Regions from separate parts of the Homo sapiens genome. Here regions 1 and 3 are each linked to region 2. The links are chromatin loops, found by intact Hi-C in ENCODE. Cell type or tissue: OCI-LY7. All regions are shown on one strand.

Region 1 (2,500 bases), 140 kb after region 2:
CAGTTATTCTCCTTTTGATAAACATGAGTTGTATTTCATGCGGGGCTATTACAAACAGTGCTGCTGTGAACATTTCTGTACACATCATTTGGTGAACTTACATACTCATTTTCTTTAGGATGTACCCAGATTGGGGAATGCTGGGCCACAGGGTATTTTGGTTTAGCTTCAGTTGAAACTATCCTTGGTTGATTTTTTAAAAAGAAAACATTTTAAAACTTGATTTTTTTAAAAACTGAAAATAAAATTTAAAATGATCAATGTTTTGTCAAAGCGGCACTTTTCCTCTGTGATTGAACAATTAGGTTTTTAAAAATAATTGGAGGAGAACTTAAATATGTGTAGTCTGGTATTTTTCAACCATTGGGTTAAAATCCACAATTAGTTGGTTTAAAAAAAAAAACTGTTTTGGGCCAGGCAAGGTGGCTCATGCCTGTAATCCCAGTACTTTGGGAGGCCAAAGCAGGAGGATCCCTTGAGCTCAGGAGTTTGAGACCAGCCTGGGCAACACAGTGAGACCCCATCTCTACAAATAATTTAAAAATTGGCTGAGTGTGGTGGTGCATGCCTGTAGTCCTAGCTACTCAGGAGGCTGAGGCTGGAAGATTGCTTGAGCCTGGGAGATGGAGGCTGCAGTGAGCCATGACTGCCACTGCACTCCAGCCTGGGTGACAGACAGAGCAGGACCCTGTCTCAAGAAAAAAAAATTGTTTTAATTGTGATAAAATATACATAAAATTTACTACTTTAATAATTTATTGTGGGTTTCGAGATCATTTTAGTGGGCCATGATCAGAACTTTTTAAAAATGAGATAGAAGAGAAAAGGAAACAGAACAGAAAAGAAAATACATCGTAATAAGGACAAATACTGTTTCATAAGACTTCTGTTTCCGTTGTGTGTGCTCTGTGTTTTAAAAGTTTGTAAAACACGGGTCTAGTCCAACTCTTTTAATTTACAGAGAGGGAAATATACTCAGAGACAGAAGTGATATCCCAAACAGAGCTTGAACTAGAACATGGCATCAGGCTTCCAATTCAGAGTCTGATATTTTCCAACTCCCATCTCACCATCTTTGCTGTTGATCTCTCCAAACTCACGTGCTAGATCAGGCTAGACCTTCATGGCCCCATATTTTCTTGGTGGAAAAGGGTCTCCTGTTCCCTGCCCCTTGAGTTAGTCCCAGACAGGCTGCAGAGAGGAGCCAGGACTCAGCCAGCACCTTCTGAACGCCACTGTGATAACCCAAGGATGCCCCATTTGACCTTGTCTACTCTGGGGTCAACCAGGAATAGTACAAACCTAGATCTTAACGGAAGAGAGGGGAAAGGACCTGTGGTTTGACATTTTTCAGAATTTTTCTCTTCTGTGTGTTTCAAGAGCACTTTTCTCGCGGAGCTCAAGAGAGGAAGCGCTATAAATAGAGGGCCTGGAGGAGGGGCGGCCGCGGGAGGAAGAAGTTCTCAGAACACCTGCTTGTCTCAAAATCAAGGCCCAGTGGGGTTTTTCAGGGGGCAGTTCCCAAGCAGGCCCCTACCCAATCCCCCGGCCAGAAACTTTTCCAGGCTCTTCTCCAGCTCATCGAAACCAGGGCTTAGCCCTCTGGCCTGGATCCCTACACCCCAAATGCAGCCACAACCCCAAGTCCACCCCAGAGCCCTGGGAGGGGTGACCTTGCCCCTCTGGATCTAAGGTCCCTGGTCACTCAGCTCAGAGTCACGAGCTGCTCCCAGCCCATAGTTGACCTAAATGAGGTCAGGGCAGACCCCAGTCCACACCTCAGCAACGCCTTCCCGTGTCTGAGGACAAGACCCACCAACGGCAGATTGGTCATCTCTGACCCGCAGGCGGGATGGGGAACGGGCTCTCTTGAGGCTGTCCCTGCAGCAGCTACTGTTTTTACTTGGAGTGTGTTTCTCTGGGGGCTGCCTTTGGTGGGAGAGGAAAAGGCCATGCAGATTGCTTGGGGAGGGGCCAGACTCCCCCCTCATTCCTCCACTCCCTTCTCCCCTGCCCTCTCCACACCCAGCCCTGCACCCCTCTCCTGCCACTGGGTGGCCTATGGCCTTTCTGCTGCCATGCTGCCCGCTCTCCTCTTCTCTCCTCACCTGGGGGCCCCTCTTGCCTTGCAAGTCTCCACCTCAGTATCCCCTTGGCCAAGAGCATTTCAAGGACCTCGCTGTAAATTACACCCCGGGTTACATGGCAGGCTCGTCCTTCAGACACCATATGTGTTCAACTCAGGCTTGGATGTGTGTCATCATGAGGTTAATCTGTCTCTCCCTCAGCGAGCTGCGAGCTCTGAAGGCGAGGCCAAGTTGGTTTTGCTCCCTGCTTCTACCACCTTCCAGCACAAGGTCCAGCAGGAGTCATGCCCAGCACATTCCTCCAGCCAGCAGGGAGGGGAAGGGAGGGGAAGGGAGGGGAGGATGCAGGAGAGATGAGGGGAAGGTGGGAGGGGAAGAGAGAAGGGAGGAGAGAAGAGAGGATGCAGGGGAGA
Region 2 (2,500 bases):
TCAGTGATTTTTTTTTTTAAGGATTGAAATGTGGACTTATAAAATCATTTCCAGCATCTTACCTAAGAGAGAAGCATATAATCCATTCATTCTTATATTCACAAGATATCTCCTTTCTCAACCAAAAAGTTCTCACACTTTGGGCTCAGTTCAGTATTTGGGTGTTGGATACCATGTGTCCGGCATTGTACTTGGTACTATGTCACCTTGGTAGTCAGCAAGCACACGCCAGGCTCATCCCAGACACTCTGCAGGTGTGCCACTTTCTCTCCTTAGAACAGCCCTGGAAGGTGAGAACTCGCATCTACTTTGAGGAAACAGGCTCAGAAACCTTCAGCGCTATTTTCTATAAATTGATAAAAGAAAAATCATGATGTTAGAAGATACATAACAAGAGGAAGAGGCTTTTCTTGTCTCACTTATGTCTTGACATTGCCTGAGGACTGATTAGGAACTGAGATTGCCAATCATTTTAACAAGATTTTAGTAATGTTTGAAGATCTGTGCCTTCTGAATCAAAGTGGCGTGCAGAGGTACTTACCTTATGGATTGCTGGCTAATTGTGAAAGGAGACTCAGGCTTTTAACACTGCAGGAATTTCAAACTGCGGTCTCAGTGGCCAGAGTGTCTTACCAGGGAGCAGACCTAATGTATCCAGTTTAAAAGGGCGTGTAAGCTGTTGCCAGAAGTCTACATGAAGCCACATGATAAGTGATTTTGTATTTGAACATGAAGGGCAGTGGCATCATTGACCTAAGCTAGAGTTTCCTCACCCTCAGCACTTTTGACATTTTAGTTGCATAACCCTTTGCGGTGGGGGCGGTCCCGTGCACTGCAGGGTGGCTGGCAGCATCACTGGCCTCCACCCAGTGTATGCTGTTAGCAAAACCTCCTTTCCCCAGTCTTACCCCAGTCATGACAACTAAAAATGTCTCCAGATAATGCCAAATGACACTTGGGGGGCAAAATCACCCATGATGGAGAGTCATGACATGCATGATGCTGGGTGGTAGATAGAACCCTGGAAAGAGTTAGCCCACACCCTTGAGGAGCTCATGACCTAGGAAGCTTGTTGAGAACTTTTGACTAGGTAGAATATTTCTAGTAGTTGACTGAAATAGCTTTGGTTGAGGCTATTAGTAAAAATTTGTTTTAAAGAGGTTTAACATCTGTTTTCATTTCTGCTTTTCTGAGTTGCTTTGCTGCTCAATTCCTTTTATTTTAGCTGTCTTCCTCTTGGGACTTCAAACATTTGAGTGTGTCAAAATTTCCAGTCTAATAGGAAATATGTTTTGTTCAAAAAGAAATAAAGATATTTATAACTGTTGGGCTAGAATGATGGAAGTTTAACGCTGGTTAAGTGAGACTCAGGTAACAGACAGCAAAGGAGATACTTTAATAGTGAAGGGAACTTGAAGTCTGGTTGTATTCAAGATTCACTTCCTGTTCTTGTTTATCACTGGAAAGTTGCACCTTGTGAAAGATTTTAGATTTAGATCATTGTATTGTTCTAAGAAAAAAAATTCAAAATGCTAACCATGTCTTGGTAACTATAGCAAAATATACAGCACACAAAAATAATCTCATACCTGTCTTAGGGTTGGATTTTTTGGTATATGTTATGTGTTGAGTTCTGAAATATCTAATGTGCTTGAAATCTAATGTGCTTTTGTTATCTGAACTAAAGGAAAAAGGCTTTGTCAGTTACAAGAGAATAGGCATCCCTGTTTTGGCTGGATTGTTAGTTGAAGTAATAGAATGAATTCTGGCTGATTCAGCAGAAAGGGAATTTATTAAAGTAGCTCAGAGAATATTTAGGAAGGCAAATAATCAGTCATGGGTACACCAGAGCTAGAATCAACACTTTACAGTTCTCTCTCCTAAAATTATTTTGTTTACTTACTTAATGTTTAATATTGGCTTCTAGGATGTAGGATTCAGAGAGCAACTTGGTCTGTGTGGTTTTCAGCTGTTATTCCAGTGTGTAGAATAGCAGCTGGTTCATAGAGACACTTGATAATTATTTGCTGTATAAATAAATGACAATACCAAGGATAGGTTTGTTAATATCAGTGACAATATGAAGGAAAAATATGGAGTAACATTATGAAATGTTAACATTACGCATTCCATTTGGAGATTTTTTTTTGACAGCAGGATTTACCCTTTCTCTTAAGAAATCTTAATAAATTTATATTGAACAATTTTGTACCGTAGAGCCTTGTTTGACATATGTTCCTGATTTAAATGAATAGCCAGATTTAAATGAATAGCCACAAGCAGACTTGCAAGAGTAGATGTTGCTATTGCTGTGTTCTACATGAGAAAGCTGAGGGTCTGAGGATTGAGTCACTAAGTGACGGCTACTTAAGTGGCAAGCCTGGATGGAAACTCATGCCTGTCTGAATTGTGGCTCAGACATTTCCTTAATGCCTTAATGCCACCTTTTTTTTTTTTTTTTTTTTTTTTTTTTTTTTTTTTTTTGAGACTGAGTCTTGCT
Region 3 (2,500 bases), 53 kb after region 2:
GGGGGAAAATACAGTGATATATAGCTGAAAAAAACCAAAATACTAAATAATATTTGATAGCACAAAAGAACGTAGGAAAGGGGGAGTAAAGAGTAAGAAACAGATGAGACAGACAGAAACCAAATTGCAAAATCCAGCTATTCAAGCAAATACATTAAGTATGAATAATAGCTAAACACTCCAATCAAAAGGTAGAGATTGTCAGACTAATTTAAAAGAAAAAAAATTGCTATATGGTATCTACAAGACACACTTTAAATACAAAGACACAAAAAAAGCCTGAAATTAAAAGGATGAAGATATATTATGGAGACAGTAACCATAAGAAAGCTGAAATGGCTGTTTTAAGATTAGACAAAGTAGACTTCTCTATGAGTATTACTAAAAACACAGCAGAATGCTTTGTTATGACGAAAGGGTCAGTTGTGTTTGTGTGCCTAATAACAGCGTCCACAAACAGGAACAGCTTCTAGATATATGAAGTTAAAATAGCTAATGGGAGCAATGAACAAATCAACAATCACAGTTGAATACTTTGAGACCGAAAAATAAAAATGTTTAATTTTGTACTTCATTCAAATCTCACAGCTCTAATTTGTACTACATTTTTAATATTTTGTTATGTTTATAACATTTTGCTATCTTCTGCTGAATCAGCGTAATGCTGATATACACCCTATTTTCTGTTTTATATCAGATCTTCAGAAAAGGCATTTCTACTTCCTTGCCTCCAATTCATTACTGTTTTTTTTTTTCCATATTGACTTCATATGTCTCTCTTCATTAAAAATATATATTTGTTACAGAGAATGCCTCTGCCTACCCCCTACCCTGTCCCCCATCACCCCTCTACAGCAAAGACTGCTTTCTGTGATTCTGTAGTTACCGCAGACAGATGTGTGCACAAACGGCATAGACTATTATTTTGTTGTCTGAAATTTTGCAGGAAGATGAGCGCAACATGTGATACCTTCTATGTGTATTTTTCATTCCACTTTAAACACATCAGTACACGCACATGGAGTTCATCTGGATGGCTGTATAGTACTGTGTTGTATGAATAACCCACTCTGCAGCTGTTCCCCTCTTGGGGATGATTTGTTTCTGCTTCCTCTCTCTCTCATGCAGGGCTGCAGTGGAATGAGCCTCAAAGCTCTACTTGGTGTTGCCACATTGCTCCCCAGAGGCGCCATAGCTTCACCTTCCCTCGGGACTGTGTGAGAGTTCTCAGTTCCCTCCATCCTTACCAAAACCTCACACCTGGAATCCCAGCACTTAGGGAGGCAGAGGCAGGAGGATCGCTTGAGCCCAGGAGTTCAAGACCTGCCTGGCAACATGGCAACACCTCATTCTCCACAAAATGGAAAAAAAAAAAAAAGAGATAAAACTGGATGTTAGAGGAGCTTTACATTTTTGCCAGTTGCTGTATTTAAGATTGCTCATTTTAGATTTCAGAGTCCTAAAAACAAGTGAGGATAAACATCTTTTCATGAGTTTGTCAGCCATTTGAGTTTTCTCTTCTGAAATTACCTTTTCATATGCTTTTAAAACTGGGCTCTTTCTTACACATTCCTAGGGTTTCTTGATATGTTCTGAATGCTGCCTTGGTTGGCTGTATGAATTCTGAATACTTTCTTCAGGCCTCTTGTGTTTTCATTTCATTTATGGTAGCTTTTGGCATACTACAGCTTTTAAATTGTAAAGTAGACCAGTGTGTGTTTTCTTTTCTAGTTTGTACCTTATGTTTCTTAATTTAAAATATTTTGCCACCCCAGTGCCAAAAAGGTATTCCTTCTGTATTTTGTGCAGAAAGATTTACAATTTCATGAATTCTATTTGAGTTCTTATTCCATTGCAAGTTTACGTTTGGTGTCAGGAAGGGGCCCTGTTCTGTCTCTTCCTTGTGTATAGCCCATGTGCCCCTTCCCTCCCAATTTACCCATGTCTGCTGAATACCAGGTGCCCTTACACTGAGGATCCTATTTCTAGGCTCTTGTTCTCTTGGTCTATTTAAGTAACCCTAGATAAAGACCACACTGTTTTAGGTAGCCAAACTTTATAGTATGTCTTGAAATCTGATAGGACTTACGTTTCTTTAAAATTGCCTTGCCTTTTCTGGGTTTTTTATTTCTTTGTCTTTTAACTCTTAATTGTGATATACAACACAAACTAACTGTCACAAAGCCTTGCAAATCACTATAAAGCAAATATACCCATAATCCACCATGCAGGTACAGACCATGCCTGGCCAGCCCCGCAGCCCATGGTGCCCCCCTTCCTTCCCACCTCTCTTCCTCCTTCCCACCTCCCTCCTGTGACCCCTTCCCCTTCTTTCTCCCTCCCTTCTGTGACCCCTCCTAGCACACATAGTCATCATCTTTGCGCTTTCCTGTCTCGTTTTACTGCTTAGTGTGTGGTTTAGGTTCATTCATTCACAGAAGTGGAATCGTGTTTTCAGGCTTTGGGTCTGGCTTCTTTCTCCCAACATGGTGTTTTTAAA

Evidence for each region. Hi-C counts contacts between places; a loop is a spot of excess contacts. Peaks named below come from ENCODE experiments on the same cell type or tissue, not always from the same donor. Only the 100,000 strongest peaks of a DNase experiment are listed, where the experiment ranks them.
Region 1: it touches region 2 in a loop (4-fold over the local background); 44 of 110 quality-filtered maps call a loop at or near these places.
Region 3: a loop joins it to region 2, with 2.1 times the contacts of the local background. A loop is called at or near these places in 8 of 110 quality-filtered maps.

Annotation. Positions count from the first base shown.
Region 1 is chr13:99,424,406-99,426,905 of GRCh38, forward strand. No RefSeq gene overlaps it. Among named protein-coding and RNA genes, the nearest start is that of LNCARGI, 7.1 kb to the right of the region's middle. RefSeq lists enhancers at 1,429-1,698, 2,009-2,168. In OCI-LY7, no CTCF peak of the experiment used is centred here; a DNase peak (open chromatin) is centred at 1,426; H3K4me3 peaks cover 925 bases; H3K27ac peaks cover 1,718 bases.
Region 2 is chr13:99,281,269-99,283,768 of GRCh38, forward strand. All of the region lies in intron 4 of UBAC2 (UBA domain containing 2), which reads left to right. Among named protein-coding and RNA genes, the nearest start is that of GPR18, 24 kb to the left of the region's middle. In OCI-LY7, no CTCF peak of the experiment used is centred here; a DNase peak (open chromatin) is centred at 1,213; H3K4me3 peaks cover 448 bases; H3K27ac peaks cover 1,498 bases.
Region 3 is chr13:99,334,635-99,337,134 of GRCh38, forward strand. The region is part of intron 6 of UBAC2 (UBA domain containing 2); the gene reads left to right. Among named protein-coding and RNA genes, the nearest start is that of FKSG29, 16 kb to the right of the region's middle. In OCI-LY7, no CTCF peak of the experiment used is centred here; a DNase peak (open chromatin) is centred at 1,137; H3K27ac peaks cover 603 bases.